Linked DNA regions of Homo sapiens: region 1 is linked to region 2. Evidence: chromatin contacts called from ENCODE Hi-C or POLR2A ChIA-PET data. All regions are on one chromosome and are shown on one strand. The core of a region is the stretch at or near the end of the contact, and the rest is flanking DNA. Distances in the headings are between cores, read along the strand shown.

Region 1 (4,902 bases), core at 803-3,302, 230 kb before region 2:
TCCTTTGAAATGACCCTCCCCACTTTAAACAGCTTTCGACCAGCATAGAAAGTAGGTAAGAGTCTGGCCTCCGGAATCAGGTTCAGATTCCACCTGCATTGTTTTCACCTACTTGTCCTTGGGCAAGTTAATTTGCCCTTCCAAAAACTGTTTCTTCATCCATAAAATGAGGATAATAGTACTTTTATCATAAGCTTGTAAAAAGTAAGCCTCGTGATATATGTTCTGCCTAGCTCAAACTGGATGGACCGGGAATAAAGATGACTTGATTGACAGTTGATAATGAGCTCTTTTTTTCTAGCCCCAGTTTCTTCCCCGTAAAGATTCATCACCTGCCCACTCCTCCTTCAAGAATTCTTGACATCTTCCTCCACCTCCACTTTCTGGCTCTGAACTCCTTAAGTGAGGGTCAAACAATTGAAGCCAATTATCCTGAATGCAAATGCCCAGTAATAGTTCTATGTTCCTACCTGGGCGGAAGCTCCTAGAGTTCTCTTTCTTCAGTGTCTTTTCCCCTTCTCCCCTCCTAGCCTAGCTCAAAGACCATGTGCTCCGTAAATAAGTGTGTGTGTGTGTGTGTGTGTGTGTGTGTGTGTGGTTTTTAATTTTTTTTAAGACAGGGTCTCACTCTGTCACCCAGGCTGAAGTGTAGTGTCATGATCATGGCTCACTGCAGCCTCAACCTCCTGAGCTCAAGTGATCTTCCCTCCTCAGCCTCCCAAGTAGCTGGGACAACAGGTGCATGCCACCATCCCTGGCTAATTTTTGTGTTTTTTGTAGAGATGGGGTCCTGCTATGTTGCCCAGGCTGGTCTGGAACTCCTGGGCTCAAGCAATCCACCTGCCTCAGCCTCCCAAAGTGCTGGGGTTACAGGTGTGATCCACTGTGCCCAGCCTGCAACAACCCCTTAGGTTAAGGCAACTCCCCGTGGTCACCTGGCAAATAAGTGGTAGAGTGGGAACTTAGATCCAGTCCCCTGACTCCAAATCATTTACAGCCCTGCCTCTCCCTTGGTTCTTCTTTGTCAGGGCACTTGACAGCAGAACAGTTGTCACTCTTGATCCACACAGAGGCCGCTCATTAGACATGGGGCTTCTCCCCTGCTCCTGCCCAAGTCTGTCTTTACCCCAATACCATGATTTGGTGTCCAAGGGGAAGCGATGCTTGCAGCGCACTTTAAGAAAAAAGTGGTGATAGCTTCCAGATGAGCTTATTATTCTAAATTTAACATTCCTTTTGGTACTTAGAATTTCCACTTTCTCCCTTCCACCCCGTTTGCATTTAGGTAATTAGAAAGCACGCAACAGGAAAACATTTGTGTCTCAGTACCATTCAGGATAAAGGCTGTCCAAGCGCCATGGAGTCACATCCTTGTGGAAATACTTTGCAGAGTTTATTTGGACAGGTTCAAAAATAGTCCTTCGACAATACAATCAGATCGAACCACGACAAGTAAAATGCAATTATGGGTTGGTTACATTTTTAAAAAATGTAAACAGGTTTGGGAAAACTAAAAGCAAAACTACATCGTCATCTCCTCCATTCCCAACCCCTGCATTTCTTACAAGCAGGACTTCAAGACGGCATCTGCAATCTTTTGAAATGGATGAGAGGATGACACTCACTAAAGGAGACAGCTCAACAGTGTGTTCTGAGGCCATTTCTCAGAACAAAGGCATACTTCTGCATAAGGCAAATGCAGCCTGATAAAGCTTCCCCTAGTGGGTACATGGAATGCCAAAGTCATTCACCTAAATGAGCTCAAAATACATATTGTTCTGGGCCAAATTATACAGTGTCAAGCTCAGACTGTATGTATTTATGTATGTTGGCAGAGCAGGCCACTTTTGGGGCGCCACAGCTTTATCCTAGCATCCTGTGCCCTGCTGGGTTCCCATCGCTGTCTCCCCAAACCCATGAATTTCCTTGGATTTGGTTCCAGAAAGGCAGACAAGAAACAAAGTCAGTTGCACAAGCCCACAAGGGAACAGGGCCCCAGAGGACTTGAATTTCTAATGAAACTTAAGAGTAACACAGAATGTGTGCCTTTGCCAACAAGCCGGGACTTTCTGAAGGTTGATCTGAGATGGGGGCAGGGAGTGGGGACAAGATCAAGTGTGCTTTGGGCCAGCCTCCGCTAAGGGCAACAAGGCGGGAATACAAAGCTATCTAGAACTAAAGCAACTGGCCAGTGCTTCCTGTGGCCTCTATCCAGAACTATTCCCTCAGACAGCTGACCCCTTTCTCAGAGCACTTCAGTGGTGCTTCCAAGGTGCCAAAGGGATCCATCCAAATAAATGCCTAAAGCCTAACAGCTAATGAGATAGAGAACTTTCATTCCAATGCCCCTCTCCACTCCCTATTTTTCTAATGTGTCTAGGGAATTTGTGGCTACCTTGTGTTTTGTCTTTTTTGGAAGGGGGCATGTTATTCTTCTCTCTGCCTGAATGAGGATGGGAAAATGACAGAAAAATTGGGGAAGGAAAATGCTTTTTTTTTTTTTTTTTTTTTGAGACAGATTCTCGCTCTGTCGCCGGGCTGGAGTGCAGTGGCGCGATCTCAGCTCACCGCAACCTCTGCCTCCCGGGTTCAAATGATTCTCCTGCCTCAACCTCCTGAGTAGCTGGGACTACAGGTGTGCGCCACCATGCCCAGCTGATTTTTATATTTTTAGTAGAGACAGGGTTTTACAATGTTGGCCAGGATGGTCTTGATCTCTTGACCTCATGATCCACCTGCCTTGGCCTCCCAAAGTGCTGGGATTACAGGTGTGAGCCACCGCATCCGGCCAGGAAATTACTTTTAAAGCAAATAGGAGGCTGGGTGCGGTGGCTCACGCCTGTAATCCCAGCACTTTGGGAGGCCGAGGCGGGAGGATCACCTGAGGTCGGGAGTTGGAGACCAGCATGACCAAGGAGAAACACCGTCTCTACTAAAAATACAAAATTAGCCAGGTGTGATGGCGCATGCCTGTAATCCCAGCTACTCGGGAGGCTGAGGCAGGAGAAGCGCTTGAACCCAGGAAGCGGAGGTTGCAGCAGGCCGAGATCGCCACCATTGCACTCCAGCCTGGGCAACAAGAGCAAAATTCCATCTCAGAAATAAATAAATAAATAGTAAGAAAACAAGTGGAAGGGATGAAACAGGCTGCACATTATTTTTCTTTCAATTATATGGGTTGCCTTAATCATAGAATGAAGAGGACCAAGTGAAAAACAGCCAAGTAGCAATAAAGAGGAAAACAAGCCCAGAGGGCAGAGGAGCCTGGACAGTTTGCAGGGCAGAGCCTAGCAGACCTTTCTGGAAAAGGGAGTGGGGAGGCTGAGGGAGGGTATTTGCTACCCTGAATGTACTCACTATAGCACTTGCAAGAACTAAGGTCTAATCAATGTTCCAGAACTGGAGTCAGACATGAGTTGTACCCTATTGCCCAGCCTCCCCCTCCATGCCTTTCCCCTGCCCCTACACACCCTGGCTATGCTGAACTACTTGCGATTTCCCAGCTATAATATGCATTACATGATCCTGAGCAAACACAGAGGCTACCCTCCTTCTGTCTGGGATTCCCAGTCAACTTCGGGTCCCAGCGCAGGCATTCCGTCGCCTGTGGGGCCATCCTAGGGAGACATAGTTGCTCCTTCTCCTTTGTTCTCAGTGTACTTTGCCTACACCTCTCTTCTCCATTAAAACACTTCTTTCAGAGTTGTGTTTGCACGTCTGTCTTTCCATCAGACTCTAAGCTCCTTGAAGGCAGAAGCCTGTGTCTATTTATCCATTTATCTCTGCTGCTTACAACAGTGCCTCGCTTACAGTAGATGATAAATCAACATTTACAGGATACAGGGGCAAGTGGGATCGGGCTCTCCCTATCTTAATTCTACGATAAGGAAAAAGAAATAAGAACGGCTGAGCGCTGGGGTTCTGTATATCGTCTGAAGAAATTGCTAAAATATGACTTTTGCATCTAGCATCCCTGGTTCAAGTGAAACCACAGGAACAAACTCAGAGGGGCATCAGAAGTGGCCCTTTTGTCCTCAAACTTCAGCTGCTACGTGAAGATAAAATTAACCCCAATCGGGCTCCTCCGGCCAGGTGGGTATGCCATGAGCTTTCCTCCGCCCTCCAGAGCTGAAGCTTGGACTGTCTCAAGCTCTATGAAGCTGCAGGACTTGACTTCAATGGAGTGGGCCATCCACACAGCCAGGATTCTTCCCCTGCTAATACAGCAGCAGTGGGACCGCCTTGCAGTAGGCACAGCGGAGATGTGCCCTGCCAGGTCCCCAGGTGAGAACACACGAAGAGGTGCCACAGAAGGAAAGGCGCCTTAAGACATCAGTCATCTCCATCAGGCCACGCAGCAGCAATCTTCAACTTCTGATTACGAGGTGGAAGCAGTTCTGAAAACTACGCCTGAGGGGGCAAATGGGAAGGATACCCAACAACTGGTTTCAGGGGGTTCTCAGAGAGGCTGTGAGCAGGTGGCTACAGCTGCTGGCAGTTCACACACAGTCCTCCTCATGCTCAGAGACCAAAGGTGAAGAAACAAAGGCCATGCAATGGACTTCCTCTTTTTGTTTAATTTATTTAAGACCACCTCCTTACAACTTCCAGAGAGAAAATACAAAACAAGAAACAGACTTGGTTTCAAATGCATAACCAGGTGCTGGAGTTTAAAGCATTACTGATAACATTGTTACAGAAGAATGGCAGCTTACTCCAGGGCACTTCAGTATTCCTGAGGAATAAACATGATTTCTCTTGTCCTCCCGCTGGGATGTTCTCAGGTGAAGTCACTGCTCCTGCTCCTGTAAAGCAAGGACATTCAGCTTAAAACTGTGCAGACGGCATTCTGACAACCCTCTCTAATTGCTGTATCAGGTCAGACCCAAAGGGCCAGAAGCC
Region 2 (4,861 bases), core at 41-2,540:
CTTGAACTATGAAACTTCGTAGGATGTCAACACTAAAATGAACCTTACCGATTATCTCATCTAGTGGTTTTCAAACATTTGGAAAATTGGTACAGCCCTTTTTTTAAGCAAAATCTTAGAACTTGAATAAACCAGGTAGAAGGTGGTAGGCCCAGACTTCCTCTCCCACTCTTGACACCCTGAGCTCCTCCCTCTGTACTCACAGCCCTCAAAGTGCTCCTCTCTCAGAGAACCATCCATTGCAGAGACCAGGGAGCTGTGGCCCATGCCCCATGTAGCACCGTTTCATGGCAGAACCAGCTCTGACTTCCAGGCCAGTGGCAAGTCCCTGCAGTACCTTGGTTTATTTTGATGTAGGAAAAGCTCTGGGTAGTAAGAGTGAAGAGTCAAACAGCTACGACTGAGAGTGAGGAGAAAGACAACACTGCCCATGGTTCCTGACACCCAGGGTCACTTTTTACCAACCTAACTCTGGGTCACATGACGTACTCGTATTCTGAAACTGTTGGTTTCCTGGATGTCTACCTGTGATGTCTTGGATCCATGTGGTTCTCTCTGCCTAAAATATCCTCTCTTGATTCACCTTCTTAACAACAGCTTTCTGGAGATATAATTCACATAACATAACATTTACACTTTTAAAGTGTACGGTCCAATGGTTTTTAGCACACGCAAGAGTTGTGCAGCTAGCTGGGCATGGTGGCTCATGCCTGTAATCCCAGCACTTCGGGAGGGCAAGACAGGCGGATCACTTGAGTCCAGGAGTTCAAGACCAGCCTGACCAACATGGTGAAACCCTGTCTCTACTAAAAAATAAAAAAATTAGCCAAGCATGGTGGCAAGCACCTGTAGTCCCAGCTACTCGGGAGGCTGAGGCAGGAGACTTGCTTGAACCTGGGAGGCGGAGGTTGCGGTACTCGAGATCGCTCCATTGCACTGCAGCCTGGGTGACAAAAAAAAAAAAAAAGAGTTGTGCAGCTATCAGCATTCGGCATCCCACGCTGTCTGCCTTTGACAGACAGAGATGCTCTCTGTCTGCACCTTAGTCCTTGGGCTGCTTTGCGACCTGCCCTAACTGCCAGCCCTGCCTCACTTTCTGTAACTCAGCTCAGATGTGGCCCCCTGGAGATGTCCCCTCCAGTCTCCCCTGCTTGGTCGTTTCTATGGGTGACTCAGTGAAATTACAGCAAAACCTGATGAGACATCCCTCCAGTGGAAGGAATCCAGTGTGAAACATTGTGGCCAGACAGCCTGGGTGACTTTTGTGCTGAGAACAGCGAAGCAACCCGACTTGTTGAGTCTGCCTTAGCACCCGCTCCCCCACTCAGACACGTAAACATGGCACAAACACTCCCACTTGAAGGGAAACAGAAGTATTACTGGAATCATGGTAGGTCATGGAGGTTTAGAAGCTTGTGATCGTGAGGATTTTTGGAGAATCTGTTGGAGGAAGCCAGACCTCCGCCCTCTGACTCAGTGGCTCCGTGCTCTGAGCTGGTCAGCCTCTGCTGTGGCTTCAAAGGTCATTCGCCTCCCAAGGGGCTATCAGGACCCCTGGGGCGAGGAGTACAGGGCTCAGCACCTCGCCTGGCTCATCGGGAGACTGAGCAGGTGTGGCAGGATGACTGTGGCTCACCTCCGTGTGTGGGCCCTGGAGGTCACGGAGTTCCTCATCATGGAGCAGATCCTCTCGGACTTGAGGGTGTTTCACAGGCTTTCAGATTCTAAAGTATCCCCTGCGTTGCCATTGCCCATGGTTGCCTGGCCGTGTGACTCCTTATTGTCACTTTCTGCCTCAGGTGTCTCGTTTCTGCTAAACAGAACATGTGAGATTTCCCTGGCATCCCCACCAGTGTCGACGTGCAGATGAATATCAACCCACAGACCCCGATGCTGTTGGTCTGTCCCTCTGGGCGATCATGAGCCCCCCAGATCAGTGGTAAAGAACAGCCCTTCCTATGCTGCCCCATCTGGCTCCTCCCGCATTCGGGTGGCGCGCGCCCTCAGGCTTCCCCCTGCATTCTTATTTTGTAACTTCCATGGTAGCCCATTCATAGTTTTCACCCTAAACTCTAGGTTTAGACGTGGACATTTGGCACACATGTGGTTTATAAAGCCTGAGGCCAGGCCTAACCCTTAGTATCCAGTGATGATGAAATGGATGCATTTCCCATTTCCCTCCCTGAAATTAGGTCTTGATGCTGTACCCTAGTAGGTGGCTGGTATGAGAGGTTCCGTTCGCGTTGACCTTGTGTGAAAAACCAATCTTGCCAAGTACTTCTCTCTGCCACCATCCAGCTGGTGACTCTTTCAGCTGAATTATTTTGCCTGCTAGGTTACTCACCAGGTGTCATTCTAGAGTCCGCACGGCCTTAGGGTGGGATCGCATGGCTTTCATTGAATTACCTGCTGTGTGACCATAGCCAAGTTGCTTAACCTACCTGTGCCTCTTTTTTTCACCTGTAAACAGTAATGTGGGATAATAACACCCCTGCCTTCTGCAGGGTTGCTGTGATGATAAAATGAGGATGTGTGTTACATGCCTTTTAAATGGTAAGACCTAAACATCTTTGCTGTTATTCCAATCATAACTTTGATAGTTCAGTAAGTCCTCACTTAATGTTGTCCATAGGTTCTTGGGAATTATGACCTACAGCAGGCCCTTGAATAATGTTTCATTAAAATGTTGACGAGAACAAAAATTTGGTTTCACTATGTATCTTTTCACTTAAACGAGAGGACAGAGATCCTCTGTGAAATTACAGTGTCTTTGGAGAAAAATCAACTTATATATGAGTTATGTTTGTGTATTTTTACCTGGTCTTTTCCCAAAAAGATTTCAGGTGACAGAAGAATACAAGCCAATACGATAATCTTTTTTTTTTTAATTTTTTGAGACAGAGTCCTCTCTGTCACCCAGGCTGGAGTGTAGTGGCGCCATCTCGGCTCACTGCACCCTCCGCCTCCCAGGTTCAAGCGATTCTCCTCCCTTAGTCTCCTGAGTAGCTGGGATTACAGGTGCTCGCCACAGTGCCTAATTTCTTTTTTTTTTTTTTTTTGTATTTTTATTAGAGGTGGGGTTTCACCGTGTTGGTCAGGCTGGTCTCGAACTCCTGGCCTCAAGTGATCCTCCTGCCTCGGCCTCCCAAAGTGCTGGGATTACAGGCATGAGCCACTGCGTCTGGCCAATAATCCTTAATAAAAATGTGGACTGAGAAAGCTGGACCGAGGACTGAGGACCGTCCGGGAAGAGAACAGCAGCTACCCCGTGCTTGCCTTCATGCTGGGAAGGCTGCGGGTCTGGCTTTAGGAGGAGCCTGTGTAGGGTACGAGGGGCAGCGGCAGCTCCACAGCAGGCGGCAGCCCACGCCCAGTGGGTGCACACCTTCATCCAACTCAGGGCTGGCAGTCAGGAAGATGAAATGCCATCCACGTCAAGTTTCGGTCTGTCTCCCACTCACCGAAGAATAGTCCCTCCTTTAAGGGAGGTGCTGAAGAGTGCTGAGAACTTGCTTCCCACCAAGGCAGGCTTGGGCTTCAAAAGATCAGAACCTGACCCAAGTGGCCCTAGTTTTCCACCATCCCACACCATCCCACCAACGCTTCAGAAGTCCTGCCAGCATCAAGCCGGGCATGAGGCCGTCCAGACAGCTCATCACTGCCCTGGGGAGACACATGCATGTCACAAACCTGTGAGGCTCAAGACCGCATCCTGCACAGGGTGCAGGAGTAGAGGCGGGGCAACGGCCTCTGCCGTCGCGGCTTTGGGAGGTTGCAGTGGAAGAGGCAGGCGTGGCCGAATCAGACCCTGAAGGATGACTTAGGTGGAACACGGGGAAGAAAGGTGGTCTGGATAGACATGCAGGATGCTGGGTGTGGGGCAAGCCTGAGTCAGGGGAGCCTCCCTGTGCTCCTTAGCCTGAGGCCATCGCCTGGCTGTAGGCGGCAGCTTCTCCTGCCGGCTGGCTGGCCGGCTGCAGGCAGTTCTCAGCACTAAGTCCAAGATGACTTCCATTCTGGTGACTCGAAGGTGGTTTTGTATGTTGTGCTTCATCTCTCAGGGACGAGTCCTTAATTAAAAGCAGCCGGGAGCTTAGAGAGACCCTGGCTTCTCTGCACACAGGTGATGGGTTGTGTGCCTGGCCAGGAAATGGTTCATTTAATTAGGCTCCGAGGGCCTGGTTCATCCCCTTCAGGGAAGCTTAAGGTTACATGTGGACAACAGGAGCCTTGTGTGTGCCTGTGGTTGACCCAAATGTAGTGATTTTCATTTCTCCTTTCCATTTGTCTTCTTTGTTCTGCCCCTTCCTGACCCTTTCTTTAGGAAACCGTTGTGGCCCCTTCCAGGCTGTGAGATTCCAGAGGGCAAAGCTTTGGGGTTTGGAGTATGAATGGCTGAAAGCGAGCCCAGGAGGCCTGCTTTTGTTTATTATTTATCTCTGGATGGTCAGGGCACCTGTCTGAGAAAAGAAAGAGATGGAGGGGACTTACCGTTTCCTGAAAAAGCTCTTTGTTGTTAATGGCATGTGGAAGACTCATTTCTAAGTAGAATAAATCATTTGTTGGTCAAAAATGGCTTCCTAATGTTGGCCCTCTCGGCCAGCCTCAGTTGTATTAAACCCTAGGTAACCAACCACAACCCCCGCCTTGAGTCATGTGCCTCATATGAGCAGGTACAGATGCTGCTGCACCCTCGAAGGGGTTACGTGACGAAAAATCCACTGGAAGTAGAAAATGCTTTTAATCCCCCTAACCTGCCAAGCGTCGTGGCTTAGGCTGGCTGACCCTAAATGTGCTCAGAACACACCTACAGTTTGGTGAAAGCACCTGGCGCGCGGTGGCTGTAGAGTGTCATCGCTCA

Evidence for each region. A loop is a pair of places that touch in the nucleus more often than their neighbours do. ChIA-PET counts read pairs that join two places held with the same protein, here RNA polymerase II (POLR2A).
Region 1: a loop to region 2 is called in a map of astrocyte of the cerebellum, with 4 times the contacts of the local background. The contact joins two enhancer-like sites. A Hi-C loop is called at or near these places in 1 of 168 maps with a recorded cell type or tissue (astrocyte of the cerebellum). POLR2A ChIA-PET finds 5 or more read pairs at or near these places in 4 of 52 experiments (H1, RWPE1, activated CD4-positive, alpha-beta T cell and 1 more).

What each region holds. Positions count from the first base shown.
Region 1 is chr1:19,626,290-19,631,191 of GRCh38, reverse strand. The region is part of intron 1 of MICOS10-NBL1 (MICOS10-NBL1 readthrough); the gene reads right to left. MICOS10 (mitochondrial contact site and cristae organizing system subunit 10) reads right to left here. Exons shown (of 4, transcript NM_001032363.4): 4 at 1,372-4,805. The coding sequence ends at 4,791. Among named protein-coding and RNA genes, the nearest start is that of NBL1, 16 kb to the left of the region's middle. RefSeq lists a silencer at 2,131-2,331. Within about 2 kb of position 2,052, at least 3 of the 41 ENCODE cell types and tissues checked have a DNase peak (open chromatin) inside an H3K27ac peak, as active enhancers do.
Region 2 is chr1:19,394,985-19,399,845 of GRCh38, reverse strand. The region is part of intron 2 of CAPZB (capping actin protein of muscle Z-line subunit beta); the gene reads left to right. Among named protein-coding and RNA genes, the nearest start is that of SLC66A1, 85 kb to the right of the region's middle. Within about 2 kb of position 1,290, at least 3 of the 41 ENCODE cell types and tissues checked have a DNase peak (open chromatin) inside an H3K27ac peak, as active enhancers do.